Linked DNA regions of Homo sapiens: all the other regions are linked to region 1. A link is an interaction called in ENCODE POLR2A ChIA-PET data of the cell type or tissue named here. Cell type or tissue: GM12878. All regions are shown on one strand. Each heading gives the region's core, and the rest is flanking DNA. Links, peaks and the distances in the headings are about the cores only.

Region 1 (4,510 bases), core at 262-4,261:
CAGCGTGAACTTACCTGTATGTACAGAGCTGTGAGGAACTACCAAAAGAATAAACGCTAGCACAACCCCTTCTCCTAACAGAAATTTCAACTCAATGAGAAAAGCTGTAAAACCCCACCCTTTGAGTAAAATACAATTTATCTTCCTGGCCTACTTCCCTTCCCAGTTTACTTTAAACGTTAGTCTGAAATACTTGCAAAATGGATGTGACAGTTCCTAGTAAAGATTCTCTGGTAAGTTTCACACAGCTTTTAAGTTCAAAAGTTATATTTCTCAAAAGTATACATTCCTTTCTAAAAGATAGAAACAAAATCATCCCACTTCTCATAATAAAATATATTTAACTGCAAGATGCTTTAAAATACAATTTTTTAAAACATTCAATACCTAGTAAGTTCCAACCTCAGTATGGGAATATTATAATTTTAAGTATACTCTCATAAAAATCCTAAATACACTATCAAAAATGTATTAAAACATACAAAAAGAAAATCCAATAAAGAGGATGGAATGAGATACTGTTTAAATGAGATGTGTCCTTACTCCAGGATAAAGCAGAAACTCCCACTGCTTTCTAATTTAAACCAGAAAACTGGCATCCAGTTATCTTTCAATTTTAACTTTACCTAGAAACTAAAAGATACATTTCTCAGCACTGAGTCAATTTACAGATGAATACATGTGGGTAATTTAATGTATGTGAAGTGAACTTCAAATTCGATTTTCAATATGGACTAAGAAATTCAAAAATACTTGTATGAAGAGAAATGCCATATTTAAGCATAAGAAAAGTTAATGTGTTTAAAAGAAAACAACTTACAAAAAAAAAAAGACAAAAAAAAAAAAGAAAACTTTCCAAGTAGCAATTCTAGCATAGCCAATAGGGAATTTAAGAAATTTGAATTCATTCATACAAGTTTATTCAAGTATTTACCAATTTCTCTTAAAAAAATTAAGAAGAAAAGAAAAAATAGAATAACTTACTCTATTAATATTCAAAGTTAAAAATTTAAGAATCTTTGTTTTGGATTAATTTTTTCTTCAAATGTTCGTTAAGCCTGAGCAAGTAAACAAATAGAGCTATGGATGCTCAGTCAAGAAGAATGGTATCTTATAAACTTCCTAACCATTCCAAATGAAAGTGAATATTTCATAATAAACTAATCTAACCCAAGAAAACAAAAATATCTAGGTAAATATTTCTAATAAAGTTTATTTTAAGAGGCAATTAAAAACTGTTGTTTTGAAAGATCCATGAAATGCTCAGTGAAATTTGTAGCACTGACAATGCATTGACCTTAACTTTAGAATAAAAATTTATTAAATCCCACTAAGCCATTGTGCAGCATATTAGTAACTTTATGCATATGCCTCAAACAGATGCAGTTAATGCCCATACCTAAAGGGGTTATTGATCGTGGTTGTAGATGAGTCTCCCACTTGTGAACTATCACTTGACATGGACCACCGATAGTCTGCAATTTAAAAGTTAAACGTCTGCAATAATTTCTTATATCTTATTTTCTACCCATGACTCCATTAGATGTTTGTGGCCTAAATCTTATACTAAATATGAGACCAAAAGATTCATCTTATTATCAATATTATATGCCAAAAGCCTGGAATGTACCAGATCACAAAACAAGATGAAATGCTGGAAGAAAATTAGAGTGAGGCAGTAAACAAAGAAAAATGAGATGAACTGGCACACAGAACTGTCTCAAACCCATTCCTAAATCTGCCTACAATACTCAATTGTTTCAAAGAAATTTTCATTTTTAACTGATATTAATTCTTAAGATAAATATCATATATACTTTCTTTGGTATGTCAGCCATCAATGAGGTATTGCTAGATAAAGTATGTACCTCCTGCTCTATGCATTTAGAAAAAGCCTAAACAAGCCTACAATAGTAAAAATAGTAGGAACAAGTACTCAAGAACAATTATCGCAAGCTACTCAAGGAACTAAAGAACCATAATAAAGTTATTTATTACATATATTTAAGAATACTAAGTGAAAAACAGGAAGATTTCTCATATCATAGGAACCAGTGTTTCTAAAGAACACGGGAAATTCTAGAAGGGACATGTGGCCAGGTAAACTTGAAGAGCAAGTGTGATAAAAGAGGAACTAACATCCGGTTTCATTCTTATGCCTTAGTTTAAAATCTCATACAGTGTGACAATTCCTCATACTGTTTTCCATTATCAAGCTCCCCTACTAAAAAAGAACATAAAGCTATGTGTTGATAACATATGCGGTAGTGAGTAACCATGAAAGATTCCCTGAGTATACCTAAAAGACTAAAATTTAAGTGTTCTAATTTTCCTTTAATTTTTAAAAAGAAACTCACTAGTTATTATGCTGAAATAAAACCCTTAAATACACATTTTGGAAGCACATTTTCAAACTATAATCTTACAAGGTATTTTATTTGTTACATAAATGTAATTAAATACAGAGAAGCAAAAAGAAAATACAAAACTCACCCATATCATACCATTTAGGGATAATCACCATCAAGATTTTCACATATAATCTTTGAGCCCTTTTCTAGGCATTATATTACACATACTCTTTTTTTTTTTTAGACAGAGTCTCACTCTGTCACCCAGGCTAAAGTGCAATGGCACAATCTCGGCTCACTGCACCCTTGCCTCCTGGGTTCAAGTGATTCCCCTGCCTCGGCCTCCTGAGTAGCTGGAATTAAAGGCACGTGCCACCACACCCAGGTAATTTTTGTATTTTTAGTAGAGATGGGGCTTCACCATGTTGGCCAGGCTAGTCTCGAACTCCTAACCTCGTGATCCACCCACCTCAGCCTCCCAATGTGCTGGGATTACAGGTGTGAGCCACTGTGCCCAGCCTATACATACTCTTAAAAAGCCTAGGCATAAAAGCTTCTCTATTATCTTTAGAAGGCATTAATAATGGATTAAAATATTCTCCTACACTTTCTATAGGATTTTAATATTGATTAAATTTGACGATAAGCCAAACAATAACAAATATGTAACAAATTAGGCACATTATTAATTATTAAATGCAATAAATAATCCTGTCACTTAAAATAACCAGGCTAAATTCTTTTCTGAAATCCTCAAACTTCTGAAGTTTAAAAACTAAAATAGCACGATATATTTCTTCAAATCATTACTCCTGGGATACTAAATAAAATTCTCTTTTTCTCTAGCTAAACACTTCCCTGCTATAATAGTTCACCTTAATTGGTAGACTGGGTAGATTTTTTAAAAATGTAATGTGAAATTGCTCTTTTAAAAATATGGTGACTTTCGTATCCATTATACTAAAAAGAAAATCAAATTAATTCTAGATGATGTTTACTATAACATTTTTCCTGAAATATTTTTTAAATGTGTTTTTTAAATATCAAACTTTCTAAACCTCAAAAGTTGCAAATATAGGACAGGCATGGTGGCTCATGCCTATAATCCCAGCGCTTTGGGAGGCCAAGGCAGGTGGATCACTTGAGGTCAGCAGTTTGAGACAAGCCTGGCCAACATAGTGAAACCCCATCTCTACTAAAAATACAAAAATTAGCTAGGTGTGGTGGCACACAACTGTAGTCCCAGCTACATGTGAGGCTGAGGCACGAGAATTGCTTGACCGTGGGAGGCAGAGGTTGCAGTGAGCCAAGATCACACCACTGCACTTCAGCGTGGGCGACAGAGTGAGACTCCTTCTCAAAAAAAAGTCGCAAATACATACATAAAAATAGAAACAGCCTGGGCACAGTGGCTCATGCCTGTAATCCCAGCACTTAGGGAGGCCAAGGCAGGCAGATCACTTGAGGTCAGGAGTTCGAGACCAACCTGGCCAACATGGTGAAACCCCATCTCTACCAAAAATACAAAAATTAGCCAGGCATGGTGGCACACGCCTGTAATCCTAGGTACTTGGGAGGCCAAGGCAGGGGAATCCCATGAATCTGGGAGGCGGAGGCTGCAGTGAGCTGAGATTGCGCCACTGCACTCCAGCCTGGGCGATAGAGCGAGACTATGTCTCAAAAAAGAAAAAGAAAAAAAAAAGAAAAAGAAAAGGGTGCTATGAATATAATATTAAATGTCAAAAAGAGGTAACGGCATAGCAGACTGTTTGTTTTGTTTTAATTCAGATGTCAGGGGAACTTTATAGACTGTTGATAGCAGTATCTTTACTTAATCAAGTAAGAATAATCCTTTGGATTAAATTTGATAGGGAACATATTTCAGTAGCAATTTTAACAACTCCAGTCTCATCTGCCCACTACCCCACTGCATAAAACCACCTAGACTTGAATAGAATAGCATATTTGAGGAACAGTCCAAAGGGCCAGGTAAACTGATGACAGAACTATGTCTATCATCATTCAGACTAGAAATGTACATTGGTTGGTAAACTGTTATAATATAGAAAAAAAAGAACCTAGTTTTAAAATACACTGAATTTCCAAAATTGTTAAGCCTACTTTATTAAACTTTAGAAGGCAATCTTAAATTTTCAGCT
Region 2 (4,510 bases), core at 347-4,346, 110 kb after region 1:
AAGACCTGCAGTATAGACCAGCAGGTCAGGCTCAAGTGAGGCCTGATTATATATTTAATAATAACAGAAAAACTTTTGCAAAGGCTGTATCCATTCGGCGAGCTAGAGACCAGGTAGAAATACCATATGAAGGCAACCCCAGGAAGTAATAGGAATAATAGGGAAAATGGGCCAGGTACAGTGACTCACCTGTACCTGTAATTCCAGTACTTTGGGAGGTTGAGGTGGCCTCGCTTGAGCCCAGAAGTTCAAGACCAGCCTGGGCAATGTGGTGAAACCCTATCTCTACAAAAAAAAAAAAAAAGTATCCAGGCATGTGGTACGGGCCTATAGTCCCAGCTACTTGGGAGGCTGAGTTGGGAGGATCACTTGAGCCCAGGATGTAGAGACTGCACTGAGCCGTGATCGTGCCACTGCACTCCAACTTCAGCCTGGGTGACAGAGCAAGACCCTGTCTCAAAAAAACCCAAAAACTTAAAATAGGGAGATTATACTGTATTATCTGGGTGGTCCCAATTTAATCGCATGATCCCCTAAAACAGAATTTTCTCCAGCTGGAGTCAGACAGATGTGGCAGAAAGAAAAGTCAGGGAGGTTTTTAAGTGTGAGAAAGACTTGACCTGTGAAGGGGCCACATGGAAAGCATGAGAAATAATGCAGGAAGCTTCTTGGAGCAAAGACTGGCCCTCAGCTCACAACCAGCAAGGAAGGTGGGACGCCAGCCCTACGACCACAAGGAACTAAATTTGACCAACACCTGAAGGGGATCCATCCCCAGAGCTTGCAGTAGGGAACCCAGCCCTGTCACCACCTTGAGTGAGGCTTTCTGGGGCCCTGAGCAGATGACTCAGTTGAGCCAGAGTTTTTGAGAGTGGGGCTCTGACCTACAGAACTGTGAGACAATAAATGAAATTGCTTTAAGCCACTCCATTTGTAGTAATGCTATAGCAGCAATAGGAAACCTACACCCTGACATGTCAACTAACTACTGCAAGCCAATGTGAATACGACCTTCATGGAGTGTGTCCCAGGCCATGGGCAGAAGAGGGAATAGCCAGCTCTGCTAGGGAAAGTGAAGAAGGCTTCTCAGAGAAGGCATGCTTTGGGTCCTCTAGAGGTGGAGCCTGAGATGAGATTCCAGTGCAAGCAATGGTTTTGGGTGATGTTCCCAGGAATCAACAGTAAGGGAGTGACAGAGTGAGACAGAAAAAAGGAAAGAAGTCAGTAAAAGTGTGTGCGGTGGCTCATGCCCGTAATCCCAGCACTTTGGGAGGCTGAGGTGGGCAGATCATGAGGTCAGGAGTTTGAGACCAGCCTGGCCAACACGGCAAAACCTCATCTCTACTAAAAATACAAAAATTAGCCGGGCATGGTGGCGGGCGCCTGTAATCCCAGCTACTCCGGAGGCTGAGTCGGGAGAATGGCCTGAACCCGGAAAGGCAGAGGTTGCAGTGAGCCAAGATTGTGCCATTGCACTCCAGACTGGGCGACAAGAGCAAGACCCCCATCTCAAAAAAAAAAAAAAAAAAAGTGAATCAGGCTGGGCATGGTGGCTCACACCTGTCATCCCAGAACCAGAACTTTGGGAGGCCAAGGGGGACTGATAACTTGAGCTCAGGAATTAGAGACCAGCCTGGGCAACATGACAAAACCCCGTCTGTACAAAAAACACAAAAATTAGCTGGGAGCGGTGGTGCATGCCTGTAGTCCCAGCTACTTGGGAGGCTGAAGTAGGAGGATTGCTTGAGCCTGGGAAGTCAAGACTGTGGTGAGCCGGGATCACGCCACTGCACTCCAGCCTGGGTGACAGGGCCAGACCTTGTTTACAAAAAAAAAAAAAAAAAAACACCAAACTTATTAAGCAAGTTACCATTGTAGGCAGCTGGAGCTTTATCCTTCTCGGGGATGCTGGGAAACTGTAGATTTTGTCTGGGAGGGATGGAGGGACGGGGATTTATGCATCTGCTTCCATCAATATTGGTTGGGAGCCTCTTTTGGGGCCATTAATTCCCTAGTACTCAGCCCTTCGATGTATGTATGCAGAGCAGGCACCAACAGTTTCAGAAAACACTCAGGCAAAAGGTTGCAGGTGCTAGCACTTGGCAGTCTGATTGGTGTGCACTGAACCAGTGAGGCCAAGGGGCCAAGGGAAGGGGGAGCACCGGCAGCATTTGAAGGGAGTGAGGGTTTACCAGGCAGAGACCAGAGCAGGTGTTGCAGGCAGACGGAAATGGTTATGCACACAGAGGCCCAAAAACAAGCAAAAGAGTTCTGTGAAGTGGCTAGAGGATTTGAATCTGGAGTTGGACAAACAGGTTTGAATCCTGACTCTGACTCCTCACTGCTTATTCTCCTTAGGCAAGTCACTCCACTGCTCTGAGCATCAGCTATATGATGGGAATTATGGTAGGACCTGCCTCATTGTGCTGTCACAAGGATTAAATTATTTTATTTTATTTTATTTTATTTTATTTTATTTTATTTTATTTTATTTTATTTTTTGAGATAGAGTCTCGCTCTGTGGCCCAGGCTGGAGCGCAGTGGTGTGATCTCCACTCACTGCAACCTCTGCCTCCTGGGTTCAAGCGATTTTCCTGCCTTAGCCTCCCAAGTAACTGTGATTACAGGCGCGCGCCACCACCCTGCCTGGCTAAGTTTTGTATTTTTAGTAGAGATGGAGTTTCACCATGTTGGCCAGGCTACACTCGAACTCTTGACCTCAGGTGATCCACCCACCTTGGCCTCCCAAAGTGCTGGGATTACATGCATGAGCCACCATGCCCAGCCACAGGATTAAATTAGGTTATGCTTTAAAAGAGTATGGCACCTGGTCAGCCCTCAATAATGATAAGCAATACTTCTGTTGTTGTCCCACCAGTGGGTGAATGTTGGCTAGTTGGCTATGCCCACACAAAGAGTGCATGGAGACAAGGGGTCCAGTGGAGTAGTAGGCCAGAAAGGTGGGTAGCAGCTTCGAGGTACCCTGTGAGGTATTTTCAATTGTAGGCTCACCCAGACTGAACCAAGCACAGCTCACACTTGTAATCTCAGTGCTTTGGGAGGCCGAGGGAAGAACACTTGAGAGGCCAGGGGTTCAAGACCAGCCTGGGCAACAAGGAAAGACCCCATTTCTACAAAATAATAATAATTTAAAAAAAAATAGGCACAGTAGTGAGTGTCTGTAGTCCTAGCTACTCAAGAGGCTGAGGCAGGAGGATTGCTTGAGCCCAGGAGTTCGAGGCTGTAGGGAGCTATGATTGTACCACTGTACTCCAGCCTGGGTGACAGAGCAAGACTCCATTAAAAAAAAAGTGAGAGGCCGGGCACGGTGACTCCTGCCTGTAATCCAGCTTGACCAACATGGAGAAACCCTGTCTCTAGTAAAAATACAAAATTAGCCAGGCATAGTGACACATGCCTGTAATCCCAGCTACTCAGGAGGCTGAGGCAGGAGAATCGCTTGAACCTGGGAGACGGAGGTTGCAGTGAGCCAAGATCGCACCATTGCACTCCAGCCTTTTTTTGCACACAAAAAAGGTGGGCGGGAGGGGGAGGCTTATTTTTAGGGAAAGTGAAATAACAATTCAGGACTTTTGAGCCTGAATCTGTGGATCCCAACGAGTCTGAATAAAATTTAGGAGGTCCACAAACTTGGCTAGGAAAAGAATCATTCCTATTTTCACTAACTTCCAACTGAAATTGACCTTCCCCTTCCATGATGAATGTGGGCAACAAACCACAATGATATTAGCAGGAATTGTGATTTTGTCACAAGTAAAAAAAAAAACAAACAAAAAAGCCCCCAGGTATTTCCAGATTGCAGACATCTTAAAGTATCCTTTATACCCTTTACTACTTCAAAATAATGTTTTTTAGACCTGTTTTTAGATTTAGATTTTTGTTTGTTTGTTTGTTTGTTTGTTTTGAGACAGAGTCTCACTCTATTACCCAGGCTGGAGTACAGTGGTGTAATCTCGGCTCACTGCAAACTCCGCCTCCTGGGCTCAAGTGATTTTACCACCTCAGCCACCCAAGTAGCTGGGACTACAGATCTGTGCCACCACTCCTGGCTGATTTTTGTATTTTTTATTTATTTATTTTTATTTTTTTGTAGAAACGGGGTTTCACCATGTTCACCATCCTGGTCTCGAACTCCTGACCTCAGGTGATCCACCCGTCTCAGCCTCCCAAAGTGCTGGGATTACAGGCATGAGCCACTGCGCCCAGCCCGCACCAGGCTTTTTAAAACCTCCCACAGACAGACATATTCTATGTTTTTACCCCTTCTTGCTGTGATCTTGTTGTGACCAATGTAATTACAAGGGTGGAAGGGCCATAGAGGCCATATCCCAGTTAAAGAGGATGTCTCTTTCCCATTAGGATTGGAAAGGGCCAGGCCCTGCTTAGGTTGTGCATCTGTTCTTGGATGAATCACGACGGATGCTGATGGATGACTGGGTCATGTTCCCAGCTTTGGGGGCGAGGATATGGCCCCGTCAGCCTCATCAAA
Region 3 (4,510 bases), core at 347-4,346, 140 kb after region 1:
CAGGCGGAGTGGCTCATGCCTGTAATCCCAACACTTTGGGAGGCCAAAGCAGGAGGATTGATTGAGCTCAGGAGTTCAAGACCAGCCTGGGTAACATGGAGAAACCCCGTCTTTACCAAAAATACAAAAAAATTATCTGGGCATAGTGGGGCTGCGCACCTATAGTCCCAGCTACTTGGGAGGCTGAAGTGGGAGGATGGCTTGAGGCTGGGAGGCAGAGGCTACAGTGAGCTGAGTTGGCACTACTGCACTCCAGCCTGGGTGGCAGAGTGAGACTCTGTCTCAAAAACTAACTAACTACATAAATATTTCTAAAGTTCTGATCTCTACTTAAGATAGAATCAATTAGACAAAATTTGAAGCATTCTTTTTTTTTTTTTTGAGATGGAGTCTCGATCTGTCACCCAGACTGGAGTGCAGTGGTGCGATCTCGGCTCATTGCAACCTCTGTCTCCTGGGTTCAAGCAATTCTCCTACCTCAGCCTCCCGAGTAGCTGGGATTACAGGCACCTGCCACCACACCCGGCTAATTTTTCCATTTTTAGTAGAGACAGGGTTTTACCACCTTGGCCAGGCCGGTCTTGAACTCCTGACCTCAGGCGGTCGGCCTGCCTTGGCCTCCCAGAGTGCTGGGCTTACAGGTGTGAGCCACTGCAGCCGGCCTTGAAGCATCCAGTGGTATCAGTGCGTCAGGAGGGTGATTATGTACGCCACTAGACTTCAAAGGCCATCACCTTTTCTTGATTAACAGCAGCACCTCAGGGAGAGGCAGTTGCAAAACCGTATTCAGCCTGTTTGTAGCAAACCCCTGCATCCTGTGGAAGGCTGGTGGGGAGGAGGTGGGCAGTATAATACCGCAACTTAGAAAATGTCAGAGAATTTCAACTATCCGTGCTTTCTCAATCTGCTATTTCCACAGGTTGGTTTTTTAAGTGAAGTCAAGTGTTAATAAAATGTGAAAATCACAGTGTGTAGCCATCAGCACACTTGTAAGCTAGTCTTGGCTTTCTTGAACTACCTATCAGAAAAAGCAGTAACATTCAAAAGAATAAGTAGCTGCCATTTCAAAGAATAAGTACTTGTCAGGAGAGCAAAAGGCTTTTTGGAAAAAAATAAAGATAATAGTTTTAAATTTTAAAAAAGAGGCCGGGCAAGGTGGTTCACGACTGTAATCCCAGCACTTTGGGAGGGCCGAGGCAGGTGGATCACGAGGTCAGGAGTTCAAGACCAGCCTGGCCAAGATGGTGAAACCCCGTCTCTACTTAAAATACAAAAATTAGCTGGGCGAGGTGGTGGGCACTTGTAATCCCAGCTACTCGGGAGGCTGAGGCAGAGAATTGCTTGAACCCAGGAGGCAGAGATTGCAGTGAGCTGAGATCACGCCACTGCACTCCAGCCTGGGTGACAGAGTGAGACTCTGTCTCAAAAAAAAAAAAAAAAGAAAAAGAAAAATTTTAAAAAACTAAATTAAATTTTAAAAAGAAAGAATAAGGTACTTGATATACACAAATATTCAAGGGGCGTTATTCACCTATTTAAGGTGAATTCAGGCAGGTACATTGGCTCATGCCAGTAATCTAACACTTTGGAAGGCCAAGGCAGGAGGATTGCTTGAGCCTCGGAGTTTGAGACCAGCCTGGGCAACATAGTGAGACCTTGTCTCTACTAAAACTCAAAATAATCAGCCAGATGTAAGGGTGTGCCCCTGTAGTCCCAGCTACTCAGGAGGCTGAGGCAGGAGAATCCCTTGAGCTTGGGAGGTCAAGGCTGCAGTGAGCCATGATCACACCACTGCACTCCAGCCTGGGCAAGAGAGCAAGGCACTGTCTCAAAAAAAAAAAAAAAAAAAAAGCTAATTCTCTATTTTGCATTATTTAAAAGAATTTCAAAGAACACAGGGTAACATTAAATGCCTAGGCAGAAAAATAAGCAAATTTCTTTTTTCTTTTTTTTTTTGAGACAGAGTCTCGCTCTGTCACCTAGGCTGGAGTGCCGTGGCGCAATCTCGGCTCACTACAATCTCCACCTCCCAAGTTCAAACAGTTCTCCTGCCTCAGCCTCCTAAGTAGCTGGGATTACAGGCATGCACCACCAAGCCCAGCTAATTTTTGTATTTGTAGTAAAGACGGGGTTTCACCATGTTGGTCAGGCTGGTCGCAAACTCCTGACCTTGTGATCTGCCTGCCTCGGCCTCCCAAAGTGCTGGGATTACAGGTGTGGGCCACCGCACCTGGCCAGAAATGAGCAAATTTCTTAGTGTCAGTATCAGGCCACTTAATTAAATCACACAACACTTTGTTTAGATTGATTGAATCAATTGTCTACCGTACCCAAAATTCTCATCTTATCCATCATCTCTTCTTATTGTCCCTCCGGTCCACAGAGCCAATACAAATATTTGTTGAATGAAAGAGTGGTTTCCTTCTTGTAACATATTTCACAATGCACTCTATCAGGAAATAATTACTTCCTGAAGTCTGAGTCAACAGATAATTTTGAAGACTGGGCAGAGAGTTGTAGGATTTAAACTGGCAAAATAGATCAGAAAATTATCTCAGAAAATAACTCCATTCCAACAAATGTATAATCATTAATATTCTAAGGATGGAGAAACCTCAGAAAAGTAAAAGACTATTTTTCTACCAATTGGGCATCATTTGCAACTTCATTCTCAAGCTTTGGCATCTGATTCTGTCCCATCCTACTGTCACCTCCTGTCTTCACCAAAAGGGTTTCCTTCTTGATTTATTGCCTCACTGACCACATTTTAAAAAATTAAGAAAAATACTAAGCTTATTATTTTAAATGGGATTTGTTTCCAGGTTCTATTTGGTTTCACTAAACCTCTAGTGCACTGAACTCTGGCCACATCAATTGCTGGGAAAAGATGAAGTGGGCTGGGCGCAGTGGCTCATGCTTGTAATCCCAGTACTTTGGGAAGCTGAGGCAGGTGGATCACCTGAGGTCAAGAGTTCGAGACTAGTCTGGCCAACATGGTGAAACCCCGTTTCTACTAAAAATATGAAAATTAGCTGAGCATGGTGGTGGACACCTGTAATCTCAGCTACTCCAGAGGCTGAGGCTGGAGAATCGCTTGAACCCGGGAGGTGGAAGTTGCAGTGAGCCGAGATCGTACCACTTTACTCTAGCCTGGGTGAAAAAGCGAGATTCTTTCTCAAAAAAAAAAAAAAAAAAAAAAAAAAGATGAGATGAATTGTCTTGGAGGAAGAAAGAAAGAAGGAAAGGCCAGCTTTGAATTTCTGAATTAGATTAATGGGGTTGAGACTTTTTTTTTTTTTTAATTTTAACAAACAAGCTTGGGCTGGGTGGGATGGCTCATGCCTGTAATCCCAGCACTTTGGGAGGCCAAGGCAGGAGACTGCTTAAGTCCAGGAGTTCAAGACCAGCCTAGGCAACATGGTGAAAGCCTGTCTCTACAAAAAACACAAAAATTAGCTGGGCATGATCGTGTGTACCTGTAGTCCCAGCTACTCGGAGGCTGAAGTGAGAGGATCACTTGAGCCCAGGAGGTCAAGGCTGGAGTGAGCCAAGATCATGCCACTGCATACCACTGTCTGGGTGACAGAGTGAGACTTTGTCTCAATTAAAAAAAAATTAATAAAATAAAGATTAGAAACAAGTTGGAAGCTGGGCATGGTGGTATGCACCTATAGTCCCAGCTACTTGGGAGGCTGAATGGGGAGGATCGTTTAAGACTAGGAGTTCTTAGCCAGCCTGGGCAATTTGAGATCCTGTCTCTAAAAAACATAAAGATTTTTTCCTTTTTTTTAGACAGAGTTTTGCTCTTGTTGCCCAGGCTGGAGTGCAATGGCAGGATCTTGGCTTGCTACAACCTCCACCTCCCAGGTTCAAGCTATTCTCCTGCCTCAGCCTGCCGAGTAGCTGGGATTACAGGCGCCTGCCACCACACCCGGCTAATTTTTGTATTTTTAGTAGAGACAGAGTTTCACCATGTTGGCCAGGCTGGTCTTGAACTCCTGACCTCAGGTGAGGTCCACTCACCTTGGCCTTCCAAAGTGCTGGGATTACAGGCATGAGCCACCGTGCCCAGCTGATTTTTTTAAAGGAAAGAAAAGAAACAAGGTGGGGGAAAAATGTGGTAAGTTGCAGACATCTTGCTATGGTTATTGTGTTTGCAGATAAGAATACCCACTATCAGCCGGGTACAATGGCTCACGCCTGTAATCTCAGCACTTTGGGAGGCCAAGGTGGGCAGATCACGAGGTCAAGAGATCGAGACCATCCTGGCTAACATGGTGAAACCCCGTCTCTACTAAAAATACAAAAATTAGCTAGGCATGGTGGTGTGTGCCTGTAGTCCCAGCTACTTGGGAGGCTGAGGCAGGAGCATCGCTTGAACCCGGGAGGCAGAGGTTGCAGTGAGCCGAGATCATGCCACTGCACTCCACACTCCAGCCTGGCGACAGAGCAAGATTCCATCTCCAAAAATAAAAATAAAAAAAAAGAATGCCCACTATCTTTCAACATT

Evidence for each region. ChIA-PET counts read pairs that join two places held together with the same protein. Peaks named below come from ENCODE experiments on the same cell type or tissue, not always from the same donor. Only the 100,000 strongest peaks of a DNase experiment are listed, where the experiment ranks them.
Region 2: POLR2A ChIA-PET joins it to region 1 with 5 read pairs; 4 of 35 experiments call an interaction of 5 or more read pairs at or near these places.
Region 3: POLR2A ChIA-PET joins it to region 1 with 5 read pairs; 8 of 35 experiments call an interaction of 5 or more read pairs at or near these places.

Annotation. Positions count from the first base shown.
Region 1 is chr20:5,584,795-5,589,304 of GRCh38, forward strand. GPCPD1 (glycerophosphocholine phosphodiesterase 1) reads right to left here. Exons shown (of 20, transcript NM_019593.5): 5 at 1,400-1,475. Among named protein-coding and RNA genes, the nearest start is that of GPCPD1, 24 kb to the right of the region's middle. In GM12878, for the core only: no CTCF peak of the experiment used is centred there; no DNase peak of the experiment used is centred there; H3K27ac peaks cover 2,596 bases.
Region 2 is chr20:5,689,959-5,694,468 of GRCh38, forward strand. No RefSeq gene overlaps it. Among named protein-coding and RNA genes, the nearest start is that of SHLD1, 58 kb to the right of the region's middle. In GM12878, for the core only: no CTCF peak of the experiment used is centred there; a DNase peak (open chromatin) is centred at 2,223.
Region 3 is chr20:5,722,388-5,726,897 of GRCh38, forward strand. No RefSeq gene overlaps it. Among named protein-coding and RNA genes, the nearest start is that of SHLD1, 26 kb to the right of the region's middle. In GM12878, for the core only: no CTCF peak of the experiment used is centred there; no DNase peak of the experiment used is centred there.